2 separate regions of the Homo sapiens genome follow, and region 2 is linked to region 1. A link is a contact called in ENCODE Hi-C or POLR2A ChIA-PET data. All regions are on one chromosome and are shown on one strand. Each heading gives the region's core, a stretch centred on a gene start or an enhancer-like site at or near the end of the contact. The rest is flanking DNA. Distances are from core to core; before and after follow the strand shown. Region 1 overlaps LOC107984626 (a long non-coding RNA gene). Region 2 holds the start of LINC00460 (long intergenic non-protein coding RNA 460).

Region 1 (6,777 bases), core at 2,829-5,328:
ATGTGGCACCCGCTGCCCCACTGTAGGCCCAAGCTGAGCTGAGAGAAGGAAGAAACTTGGGCCACACTGCATTGCTTACTATGCCTCCCTCTGCCCCCTTTCTCTCCTGCTGAAAACAGGAAGAGGCCTTTCTTTTATTTCTCTTACATCCTGCCTTCTTCTTGTCTCCAGATAAGGCTTCATGGCTTTTCTAAACAGCCAAAGGAGCATTCTGTCAACCAAGGTCTCCAAGCCCAGTTGTTAATATGGCAAATGTGGAAATAAATGAATTTGGAAAATCCATTATTAAGACAATAGCTGACTTTACCAGGCTATTGTTTTGCCAAACAGTTCAATTTTAGACTCAAGAGCTGAATATCGTCTTAGCCTTTCCCTCTGCAGCCGTTTGGTAGCTAATATCAGTTACCATCTGAGCAGAAGATATTTTGGGTGAAGTGAACTCAGGTCCTATATTCACTAGGGCAATAGTGGGAGGAGAGCTCCTAAATGATTTGTTATATATCCCACATCACAGCACAGCATCTTAATGAAGACACCCAGGCAGTGATTGCAATGTGAGCCTTCAGGAGCACAGGAGCACTTCACTCACCTCATGGAGGCTTGCGAGATGCAAGAAGCCAGGAGCCCATCCCCACGTGGAAGGAGGTGCACCTTTTGCTGTAACCCTTCAAGCTATGGAGGTGAAGGACTCACGCACAATGGAATTACAATGCTATTTACATAGCCATCAATTACACTTACAGAACAATTCCAGATAAGGTTTGTGTGGTATTTTTGCATTGACACAGCAGCCATAAACCAACAAGAATTATCAATACTTAGTAGATAGGAAAACAGCTAGACAACAAAGCCCCCAAAAACCTAGCATATATTGCAAGACCCTTCAGGAAGCTTGACTGTGAGATAGATCTGTGGGCTCTGACCACAGTCTCAGAGGCACAGTGCAGAGTGTATTCAAAATCCCTCTTGGAAAGCTTTTGCACACAAAGGGAGCCCAAGAGTCACATCTCTACACTGATCTATGTGTAGTTAATGCAACAGAGAATAGGAACATAAATAATAGCAATGGAAATTAAGCTTATTAAGTTTTACAGTTGTGGCAAAGAGTTTCTGAGTCTCAGACTGGAGTTTCACAATTGAAAACAAGGCGGAAAATATTGTCTTTATTGACACAAAGAAGAGAGCAGTCTGCAGCCAGAAAACAGAGAAGCACGTGCCAGGGGTACTGTTTGTCCAAGCACTTGCTTGAAACTCATTTGATGCTAAACAGTGGTCAAATGACAACATCCAATTCCAAAACTTACTGCTGCCCAAAGTACCCTCAATTCATGACCTTCCCAAGCCCCTCTTACTTATTAGAAACCAAGAGCTATTTTATCAAGTTGAATTAATCAAAAAACATTTATTGGGTTCATTTTGAGTGACACCCTTTCAGTTCTGCAAATATAATGAACCAGAACCAAAAAATGGTATCGTGTGAATTGTTAAGGTCAGGAACTGAGGATCTGTAGGCAACTGTACCATCAGAACAGCAGCTTCTCAGTGTTTCTCCTTGGCAGAGGTTGGATGTGGAAATACAACGCACAGGACCCATCATTTTACTTAAGCTACAAGGCGTTCTGTTTGTCTAGTGCAGTAAATAAACCACTCAAAAATAGTTGGTCAGGGTTCGAGACGAGCCTGGGCAACATAGCAATACCCTGTCTCCACAAAAAAATAAAATTATCTGGGCATGATGGTGTGCACCTGAAATCTCAACTACTCTGGAGGCTGAAGCAGGTGGATTGCTTGAGCCCAACGGTTCAAGGTAACAGTGAACTATGATCATACCACCGCACTCTCAGGCAACAGAGTAAGACCTTGTCTCAAAAAAAAGAAGTAAAACGTTACTAAAACAATAATTTTAGTTTGCTTTTCAATCTAAGGGTTGACTGGGCTCAGCCAGGAGGTTCCTGAATTCTTGCTCCAGGTCTTTTAACTACAGTCAAAACAGTCAGAAGATGCCTGGGGCTTCTTCACTCACACCACTGATAGAAAACTCGAACAGCCAGGGAATGGGGCAGCTGGGGCTCCTTGAGTGTCGCTCCCTCTCAGGCATGTGCTCTGCTCACCTGAAGCTGTCAGGGGTGTAAGCCTTCCTCCTACATGAGTGTCCCCAGACAATCTGGCAGATGCTTCACGTTCTTTTCTAACCTACCTTCTGGGAGTCAAGGGCATCACTTCCACGGAACTCTATCTCGGGAGGCGTTACAAAGGCCCACTCAGTTTCAAGGAGAGAGTCTTAGCTACCACCCCGTGGAGGTAGGCATTTCAGAAAATTTACAGACCTGTTTTTAAACCATCTCACAGCGGGTTGACACCACCACTATTGTCTTTGTGAAAACCCACGAGAAACAAAGCAACACTGCATAGTCTAGAAGGAAAGATGTTTTTCAAATACCAAGATGGGGTTCTTGAAAGCCAGGCACCAATAGAAGTGCCTCAAAACCAAAAAGAGAGCAGGGAATCCACATCAGGACACAATCCCAGCTCATCCTATCTGACAGCTGCTTCAGTATCCACGTGATGAGAAGTTTCTAGTTTAATACAAGATTCATACGGCAATTACGCCATACATTATGTATAATTTTCTTCAAGTATTTGTGCATGATTTAGCTCTTAAAAACCTCTATGTATTTCTGTATAATTCAACTCAGAGCATGAATTAAATTCTTCTCAACTAATCCTTTTCTTTTTCTTATAAACCTCAACTTAAAAAAACCTCATTTGATATTACAGTAAAAAGTTAGATCAACTTCCATCGCCATTCTAGGGTCCAGATTAAAAATGCAAAGTAGAACCCAACCATAGAGAATGGGTTTAATTTGGGACTGTCTCCTTAGTAAATGTCACCTCCTTTACCAGCACATAGAATTTCAAGGAGGAAGAAACTCAATCACACTTATGTATACATATTTTTAAAAGGTTATAATGAGTATCCAAGACATCAACACTACCATGAAGTCATTAATTTCTTTCAGCTATTTAATGTCAGCTATTACCTTCAAAAGATTCAGATCTATAAATAACTCCAAAATGGAGAAAACTGAATTATAATTTACAGCTGTACTATTATTAGTGTATAATTAGAAATTGGGCCAAACAATTGCCCTTAACCAACTTTTGAATAAATCTGAGGGATTTGATAATTGTATATACTTATTTCATGTAAAACTAGGATTAATAATTAAAGATCGACAAAAACTTAGGTAAAAGGTTGAAGCCAGGTGGATGATGTTTTTCATTACAAGACAATTTTTTGCTATATTAAACAATTAACTTGTCCGATACATCCACTAACCATTACTGTCTAATTTTTTAAGTGGAAGAAGAAAACTATATACATGTCTTAACATCTACCTGGCCAGAGAATGTCATTCTTTCATCAAAGATTAAAATGTATTTGATTTCTGGTCTCATATTAGACCCTATCTTAATACAAATGCATAAAGAGCGTATCATTTGAAAATTGTTCTGATGTGTTGAACTTAATGATCTAATCACACTTTTGTCATTATTATGAAGAACTAACACTTGTCAGGTAACAGAATTAAATTTAAATAGAAATGCTCATATATTTAATGGCTAATTTGGAAGAATAAGCTTTTTAAATTCAAAATTCACTTAACAAAAAACTATTGAGTAATTAAGTTCATGATTGCACTTTACTCTGAGAAACACATGAAGGTCTGAAACATTGAAAATTTTAGGAGTACGTACTCAGAAAAGCCATCTGTTCTAATACAACTGCCCACTCTTTGGTTGATTTCAATCCTAATTTTTCTCCTATTTCACAGTATTTTGCAATCCCCTCTTTTCTTAGGAACACATGTGTGCAGCTCCTGGTTTCACTGTTAGGAGCTTTGTCTCATCCACCTCATGCAATTTCTCACATATTAAGTCAGCCCACAGTCACTTCCTTCCTCATCCAATATGAGAGGCAGAGATTATTAAAATGCTGGGTCTGTCTGTTTCATAGTATGGAATAGGAGTCCATGAAAAGTAATGCTCTGTTATGTCTCTGTATCACAAAGGGTCACAGCTAAGGTAAAACAGGGGCTAGCGGAAGCAGTTGTGTAATGGAGCTGACTCACACCAGTGGCTCACAAGAGCTGGCTGCTAGACTCTCAGGAATCCTGTAAGACGGCTGTTAAGGTATTGCTAGCTTGAATTGGGTCATGATGGTAACACTTACACCACGAAAATCAGCAAACACTACAAACCAGAACGTTTATGGGGGTGAAGGTAGGGGAATTCATTGTTGAACACTGACCAGCACACCACTCTGTTGAAGAAAAGAGTGTTTACTATATGATATGCTACTTTCATAAAAAGATAATTGAACTTAATTCTCACAGCAACGCTGTAAAATAGGCATTACCATTACCATTGTTTTTTCAGAGAAGAAAACTGAGGCTCAGAAAAGTAACTTGCTGGAATTTGAACTACATCCAAAGGGTTTTAAAATCTAAAGCAGTTGTCTTTTTTACCTCACTAACCTCTCCCATCTGCTTCTTCCTTTCCCGTAGGATTTTAGGACTGGGTGAAATCTTAAATGTTCTCTAGTCCTATCAGCTTGTCGCTGAGATCTGCAGTATAATAAACCCCTAAAATGATTGTCCTGCCAATGTCTGAACACTTCCAGTGGCAGGAAACTCATGACCTCAGACCACTGAGTTTGAAAGCCCTTACTCTTAGAAAACGCTTTCTTATTTTGAATGGAATACTCCATTTTTGCCTTCAACTATTGGTTCTTGTTCTACCCATAGAAAATTTGAGAATGGTAGAAGCTTTTTGGGTTTCTATCAACTTAGCATCCCAGGAGACCTAGAAAACAGAGGGGGAATCAATGCATTTGTCTCCATTTTGCATTTTTTCTTCGCATGCATCCATCCACCCATCCTGCAAGAATTTGTTGATCAGCTTATCAGTGATCTCTGCTGGACTACATGCTGGATGTTTAAAGATGAGTGCAATAGTTTCTGACCTTAAGAAGCTCAGCTGCTAGACCCTCGCTACTCAAAGTGCAGTCCTCAGACCAGCAGCACATCACGAGGGTGCTCCTTAGAAATGCAGAAGCCTAGATTCCTCTCAGAAGCCAGAACTACCAAATCAAAGTCTGTACTTTAACAAGGTCCCACATGGGATTCCTTTGCCCCTTAAGTGTTGAGAAGTCCTGGTCTCAACTGAAATGAATATTTTACTTATTTACAGAATTGCACTTCCATTATTCACCATAGTTTATATTTTAATGAAATATTTTCCTTAGTATCTATGAAGCACCTGCATAGCTATCTGGAGCTGCTGGTCTTTTTCTACATAATTCTTTCTGTTTTAAAGGTTTTTTTTTTAAAGATAACAAAGTTGTGTCAAAAATGTTTCATCTAGCTGGGCACGGCAGCTCACACCTGTAGTCCCAGCACTTTGGGAGGCTGAGGCAGGCAGATCACTTGAGGTCAGGAGCTCAAGACCAGCTTGGCCAACATGGTGAAACCCCATCTCTACTAAAAATACAAAAGTTAGCCGGGCATGGTGGCAGGCACCTGTAATCCCAGCTATTCAGGAGGCTGAAGGAGAATAATTGCTTGAACTTCGGAGGTGGAGTTTGCAGTGAGCCAAGATCACCCCACTGCACTCCAGCCTGGGAGACAAAGTGAGACTCTGTCTCAAGAGAAAAAAAAAGGAGAAAAGCTTCATCTTAATTTGATTTTCAGAGTTCACACACACTTTTTAGTGACTGTAGTAAAAAGCCCCCAAAGTGCTATGATTTCAGTATATTATGCATGAATCACGCCATAGTTTTATAGTTGTATTTGGTTGCATGTTTCTGTTTCTTTGCCATCTGCATTCAGGGTTCACACATTCAGTTTTTCTTTGAGAAAGTCCTGCAGGGAAGGACACTGCAGATGGAGAAAGTCTATTCTTCATCATAGACAATATCAGCACTTGCTTAAGGGCACCACAACAAGATCCGTCCAGATTCAAGAGAGATCTATTTTCTTTCCTTCTCCTCCTGAGTTACTAGACATATTTATCTCCTCTTTGAAGAAATGGCCTTTGACCTAGGAGCTCATCCCTTAGCAGGTAAGAAGTCTTTTCAGCCTATACTTAATCCTAAAACAAGAAAAGAGAAACAAAAAAGCAACCACAATACATACACATCTCAAAGCAAGACAGGGTTTGAGGTGGTATTTTAATCATGGAACCTATGGGGATATTTTAAATGTATGGGTTGGATTGAAAACTTAAAACATCAAAGTGCTCACCCTTTGGTGTATGCACACTGCTGTTATAACAAAGTATATCTGCTTCCAAACCTCTACAACATACATATGTGACATGTACCAATAATACGAACGATATACCACTGCACTTTCTTCTAAGATATTTTTGTTGCCAGAGTACACTATTTTTCTCTCTGATACACAGTAATTTAATTATTCCCCAAAAGTGAGAACAATATTGCAATACAACATTTATCACAAAGAATCTTTGGAAAACGAGTCACTCTAAATGGCTAGATTTTTAGCCCTATTTATATCCCAAACAACTTTTTTGTTTTTATTCTCCTCATGATATAGTTTGGATCTGTGTCCCTCCCAAATCTCATGCATAATTGTAATTCCCAGTGTTGGAGGTGGGGCCTGATGGGAGATTACTGGGTCATGGAGGTGGTTTCTCCTGAATGGCTTAGCACCAACACCCTTGGTACTGACCTCGCCATAATGAGTGAGTTCT
Region 2 (6,613 bases), core at 595-3,094, 57 kb after region 1:
TAGGAATAGGTCTTAATCAGTGCTTCTCATTTGGCCACGTCTGGAGACCCCTCTGGTTGTCACTGTGGGAGAAGCGGTGCTCATGACATCTCCCGGGTAGAGCCAGGGTGCCGCTGTGCCTCGCACAGTGCCCGGGGCAGCCCGCACGGCACAGCATTACCTGGCCCAGAATGTCCATTGCACTGAGGTTGAGAGACCCTGGTCTATGTTAATCCTGGGACAGGATCAGCAACAAGCTAAGGAGGAGTCGGCTGAGAGGCTCATTCGGGGACCAGAGGTCTCCCTAAGGGCCCCTCAGCTGACACACTTCCCCAGCACCTCTTTGTGGCAGGGCAGGCCAGCTTTCCCAAAATGAGCTATGCGGGTGAGGCTTCTCCTTGGACTTTCCTCCTTCTTCTCCATTCTTCTTCCTTTCCAGCAGGCCGGACCCCAGCGCTCGCCTCTCCATGCCAGGACGCTATGTGCCTCGGTGAGTCCCTGTGCGCGCATAGCAGAGGCGCTCTCCCTTTCCACGGGGTACTGCTTTCCCTGGGAGACGCGAAGAGGAGAGGAGGGCCCGAGTTCAAGCAGGGAGGGAATTCAGAGAGCAGTCATTCACCAAGTCCCCTCCAGCCCCAGCCCTGTGAGCCAGTCCTGCGGGTCCTGCCTTTCGCTAAGAGATTCCCGATTCCGCTCCCTCCGGACGCAGGGAGGTTGAGCAGGGGACACGCAGCCTTCGCCCTTCCCAGTTTTCTCTGTGTGGCCTCTGTCTCTCTCTCTCTGTCTTCAGGAACCAACAAAAGGCAAATGAATTCATTAGGGAGACCAACACCCGCCATGTGCCTTTCTTTTTTTTTTTGAGATGGAGTCTCGCTCTTTCACCCAGCCTGGAGAGCAGTGGCGCGATCTCGGCTCACTGCAAGCTCCGCCTCCCGGGTTCACGCCATTCTCCTGCCTCGGCCTCCCGAGCAGCTGGGACTACAGGCGCCCGCTACCACACCTGACTAATTTTTTGTATTTTTAGTAGAGACAGGGTTTCACCGTGTTGGCCAGGATGGTCTCGATCTCCTGACCTCGTGATCCGCCCGCCTCGGCTTCCCAAAGTGCTGGGATTCCAAGCGTGAGCCACCGCGCCCAGCCATATTTGCCTTTCCTTTTTTGCTTTTTCAGATGGGGTCTCACTCTGTCAATCAGGCTGGAGTGCGGTGGCCCGATCTCAGCTCAGTGCAACCTCTGCCTCCCAGGTTCAAGCGATTCTCCTGTCTCAGTCTCCTGAGTAGCTGGAATAACAGGCATGAGCCACCAAACCCGGCTAATTTTTGTAGAGAGGGGTTTAGCCATGTTAGCCAGGCTGGTCTCGAACTCCTGGCCTCAAGTGATCCACCCACCTCCGTCTCCCAAAGTGCTGGGATTACAAATATGAGCCCCTGTGCCCGGCTGCATTTGCTTTTCTTTAAGGCCGTTATTTAGGACTCAAGAGAGGGACGTCAGGAGAAAAGGTGAGGGAATTGCGGGCGAGAGTGGAGAAGAGGGTAGGCAAGGTTTGGAGAAGTTGCTTTGTTCAACAGTCACCAGCCTAAGCAGCACATCAGTGCTTTCAAGTTAAAGGTAGGAAATGGAAGATAATGTATCCTGTTGAATCTATAGGGATAATTCAGAGATAATTAAAAATATAATGACCCAAATTGGGACTGAGGAAACACGTTGGCATTAACCTCCTTGCCCGGAGAGAAGGTGCCGGGAGAGCTCGCGGTAGGTTTGCCACTTATTTAAGACTCCATCTCCACTTGTTCCTAACCCACTGAGAAATCGGCTCATTATTGACTCAGAGGGATGAACGCCAGATCCTGACTCACCGGTAACCACTTCCTGCAGAAATCCTCCAGCCCTGTTAGAAATGCCTCAGCCAGGGGGACTCATCTCCTCAAACCTGGGGGACCGAGACCTATGAGAGGTCACAGCATGAGGTGACGGAAGTGCCATGTGCACAGGGTTGATTTGGTGGCTCTAATTCTTATAACATAAAAGCTTGCTTCTTAGCATAGTTCTTGCAGTGTTAATTTTAGAGACACATAACGGAGAGGAGTAGGGAAATAAAGACCTGTCTGGTCCTTCCCCACTTCCCTAATCCATCTGTCTCCCTTGCTATGTCTCTAAACCTTCTCCAGCCAGGACATCGGAGGTACCCAGACATTGTTATGAAACTCCGCATGTGCCCCTGGTGGACGCTGCTGGACCCAGCATGCACACTTCTCGGCTAAGAGTCACCCTGGATGAACCACCATTGCCAGCGGGGAGCATGTTGCAGCTTTCCCACGCAGTGGATGAGAACGAAGGTTACGACCATTGTGTGGGAGGCGTCTGTGTAGCAATTGCTGGAATCACTGTGAGTAGTCCGTGTCACATGTGTCTCCCCTGATCTCTCAACGTCTCTTCTTCCCTCTCCACTCCCACTGTCTAACTTTATTCCTCTTTTTTTTTCTACCCCTTTCCGGAGACAGTGTGGCATTGTAGAAAGACTGAGCGTGGGAAAGAAGACGCATTCTGAAGTCACCCCGATTTATGTTAAATTATCACCTTGACTACTGCTATAGAACGAATGTTTATGTCCCCCACCCAAATTCGTATGCTAAGACCTAATAGCCAATAAGATAGTATTAATAGATGGGGCCTTTGGGAGGTGAGTGGCTCATGAGGGCAGAGTCCTCAAAACCAGATAAGTGCCCGAATAAAAGGGGCCCCAGAGAGATCCCTTGCACCGTCTACCATGTGAAGTGTAGAACACAGCGAGAAGGCCACCTATGAGCCAGAACGTGGGCCCTCACCAGAACCCAGTTGTGCTGGCACCCTGATCCTGGACTTCCAGCCTCCAAAATGACGACAAAGAAGTTTGTTTTTCCTGAGCCATCCACTTCAAAGTATTCTGTCATAGCTCCCCAAATAGACTAAGACATCTACTTAACCTTGGTCAAACGTTTAACCTTGGAGTCCACGCCTCTGAAATGGTGACAATAACACTGTGTATTTCCTACTTTATGATCAGGATTAATAAATGTAATTTATTAATCAGAAATTAGTAATTTCTGATTATTAATTCTATGGTGCTTGATACTTGATTGAGGCTTATTTAATATTTGGATCTCTTTTAATTTTTTTCTTTTTTGCTCTTTCTTTCTGCTTTTCCTCTTCCCCTTTTCCTATTGAAATAGAATGCAGAGGATAAAGCAAGCAAACAAAAAAACTTCCAGAAGAATCACAGAGTTTTAGACCTAGAAAAAAACTGAAAAATCATCCATTCCACTCTCCTCATTTTACAGATGAGGGCATCGAGCCTCAGAGAAATGAAACTTGCCCAAGACCACACAGCAAGTGAGTGGGGGACTCATGACCCAAGACACTTTTTCCAGGCTTCCTTCTACCACATCATGCTGCAGAAAACACAGCAGATGGGAAGAGACGAGGCATGTGGTTGCCATTTCTGTATTACATCCAATTCATATTTCATTTAGAAAATGTATTTCTAGAACTTGTTAAAAAACCTGAATGATTTTGATTGAAGTTTTTCAAAACTAGGATTACTATGCTTCTAATGGAGATCAAGTTCAAATTTTTAACATATTTTGCCTTATTTTGCCACTCCCCTCAAAATATCCATAGTATTGAATGCCCAGGTTTCCTGTTTGGAAAAGCCCGAGGATCTGTGCACACTCTGGGCTACTCTTGCCCAGCTCCTGACTGAGGCACTGGACCTGGCCCGATGCTGCTCTCTGCTGCTGCCCAGCTCTTCTGCTCCACCGGCAACACTGTACCCAGTTAATCATTAGGGCCCTTGTCTCTGTACAATTGCTCTGTACAACTCGATAAAATAATCCATGCTAACAAAAGTCTAGAATGGAAGGTGCCTGCTATGGTTTGAATGTTTGTCCCCTCCCAAATTCATGATGAAATTTAAGCCGTATTAGAAAGTGGGACTTTTGAGAGGTGATAAGGCCATGCAGGGCCCCCCTCATGGGTGGGATTGGTGCTGGTATAAAAGGGTGAGCTTAGCCCCCTGCCTCTCTCACCTCCTCACCTTCTGCCATGTGATGATGCAGCAAGAAGGCTCTCGCCAGATGTCGGCACCTTACTATTGGCCTTCCCAACTTTCGGGACTATGAGCCAATACATTTCTGCTTATTGTAAATTACCTAGTTTCAGCTATTCTGTCATAGCAGCACACAACAGACTAAGACGCTCTTCAACTCACTCCTCACAATCCTGTGTTGTTCTAGGAAAAACTGTGTAATTTAACATTGCCTCTTTAGAGACAACGTCCCTCCTCTATCTCTCAGAAAGAGGCTTTCTCAGTAAAGAGGAGGAGGATGTTGGGTGGGGGAGAGGGTTGGGAGTACTTTGGTTTTTCCCACCGGTATGGCCATGAGATCCCTCTGTTTGCAGCACCTCGGCATCTGCCTGCCTACTCCTGAGTTGGGCCCTGTGGTCATGAATTCTTCTGTCAAATAACTATTCCTAAAAACAAGCATGCATGACTAACCATGAGACAATTGCAGTGATGCAAGTGTATGTGACTTATCTCATCTACCCAGTGTGACAGCTTGACACTCAAGGGGGAGATTTTCACCATCGATTCCCAGAACAAAGAATTTAGAGTAATGCTGGAGGCTGAGGCAGGAGAATGGCGTGAACCCGGGAGGCAGAGCTTGCCATGAGCTGAGATAGCGCCACTGCACTCCAGCCTGGGCGACTGAGGGAGACTCCATCCCCCCCAAAAAAAAGAATTTAGAGTAATGAACATTTATGTATGGGTGGCCCTGTGATGTCTCTGATAACATCCCTTGTTTGGCCAAATTCTCGGACTCTAAAAGACAGTATTGGCTCTGCAGGCTTTCTGGGCTCAGCGAACCTGCAATACCAAAGTTCCACATTTTGGGGAGTACTACCTCATCTGTGTAAGTACAGTTCTGAAAATTATTGTAAAATGTGTTCTACAAATAATGGGGTAATTTATTGCTGTAAATTATCAAACAAGCTAATCAAAATATGCATTCACTTATTCATTTTTTTTCAATCATTCATAACACAGACGTACAAATGATTATCTATGGATTTTTGGAGTTGCAAAAATAGAATCTTAGCTCCACCACTTACCAGTTTAATATTCTGGCCCTAGGAAAGTTACTTAATGATCTGATCCTCAGTACCTATCATCACTTGAAAAAAAATGGGAAAATAATACCAATCTCATAGCTTGGTCATAAAGATTCAGTAAAATAATGCATGCATGTGCCTAAAACCAAACAGTCACAGAATGGAGGTAGGAGCCTTACCGTAGATTCCAACATAATGGTGTCAATCAGCAAAGTTCATCAGATCAAGGCACAGACTGCCAATTATGCATCATGCTGGCATTTGATGCCTAGAAATCCATGTTCCTCTTGCATAAAGCTTTCCTCTTAATCTGTACTTTGTTCCTGTTCAACATTTTGGCATTTTTCTAAGTCCCTCAACCTTAGGGCTCTTCTGCTTTCCCACTTAGTGTTGGATTAATGAACCATTGCTGGTTAAACCACCTCATCCTCTCCTCAGACCCAGTAGAAACAGTAGAACCAGGGGCTGAAGCCATCGTCCCATTGTCTTCAGCACAATGAGTCCTGTGAGCCTAAGCTCCTAGGAAGAGAGTTGCTTTTGGCTGCAAAGGGTGTATAACAGCAGCTGAACCAGGCAGTGCAATATTCATGGGGCTTTTTACTTTGTGGAACTTGAGAGTAAATTTAAAAGACAACTTACTTCTAACTTTCTCATTTTCAAGAAGAAATGAGGCCCAGAAAGGTAGGGGGTTTGCCAGGATGAGACAGCTCTTAAGTGGCTAGATCTATCCCTACTAATGACTCAGATTAAACAGTTGCTTAGGATACCCCAAAGTCATCTCTGCACTTCAAAAGATTAAGTGCTTGTATAGACAATATCACATATTCCACTACAGCAATTTAATGATTTCCTGATGATATATGATAGGTCCCAGATTATCACTAAAAGGTATTTTAAATTTTTACAACTGACACAATTTGGGAGCCAAAAGTAACTCTTGGAATTGGAATCTAGTTAGCACATGTCTGGTTGGAAGCCACAAGGTGACATACTCCAGTGGCTTCCAAACTGTCTGTGCGACTAGCAGTCCCCATGATCGCATGGCTCAGAGATTGAATGAGGAGGCATCAAAGAGTTTGCCCCACATCTATCTTACCCTGAAATCCAATATCTTCTTTTGTGAAATAATATGGTTAAAAATAAATTCAAATAGAACAAAAGGGTAGTAGATTAGTCAAGATTCTCCAGAAAAATAGAACCAATAGGATGTACATGTATATCTATATCTATATATCTGCAGAGAGACGTATTTTAAAGAATTGGCTCGTGGGATTGTGGGGCCTGGAAATCTGAAATCTGCAGAGAAAGCCAGCAGGCTGGAAATTCAGGTAAGCATTGATATTGCAGTCCTGAGTCCAAATCTGAAGGGCAGCCGGCAGGCTGGGAACTCAAGCAGGGTTTTTATGCTGCAGTCTTAAGGCAACATTCCTGGTCTCCAGGAAACCTCAGTGTTTGCTCCTAAGGCCTTCAACTGATAAGAAGGGGC

Evidence for each region. A loop is a pair of places that touch in the nucleus more often than their neighbours do. ChIA-PET counts read pairs that join two places held with the same protein, here RNA polymerase II (POLR2A). Pooled maps may share reads with other maps.
Region 2: a map of endothelial cell of hepatic sinusoid shows a loop between it and region 1 (5-fold over the local background). The contact joins the promoter of LINC00460 here to the enhancer-like site in region 1. A Hi-C loop is called at or near these places in 2 of 168 maps with a recorded cell type or tissue (endothelial cell of hepatic sinusoid and endothelial cell of umbilical vein) and 3 of 50 pooled maps. POLR2A ChIA-PET finds 5 or more read pairs at or near these places in 2 of 52 experiments (AG04450 and PC-3).

The regions. Positions count from the first base shown.
Region 1 is chr13:106,315,118-106,321,894 of GRCh38, forward strand. All of the region lies in intron 1 of LOC107984626 (a long non-coding RNA gene), which reads right to left. Among named protein-coding and RNA genes, the nearest start is that of LINC00460, 58 kb to the right of the region's middle. Within about 2 kb of position 4,079, at least 4 of the 41 ENCODE cell types and tissues checked have a DNase peak (open chromatin) inside an H3K27ac peak, as active enhancers do; they include PC-3 and endothelial cell of umbilical vein, where a contact is called at or near this core.
Region 2 is chr13:106,374,720-106,381,332 of GRCh38, forward strand. It overlaps LINC00460 (long intergenic non-protein coding RNA 460), which reads left to right and starts at 1,845. Exons shown (of 3, transcript NR_163477.1): 1 at 1,845-1,946; 2 at 2,148-2,365; 3 at 3,189-3,876. LOC124903246 (a long non-coding RNA gene) reads left to right here and starts at 6,368. Exons shown (of 2, transcript XR_007063939.1): 1 at 6,368-6,455. RefSeq lists an enhancer at 1,383-2,582.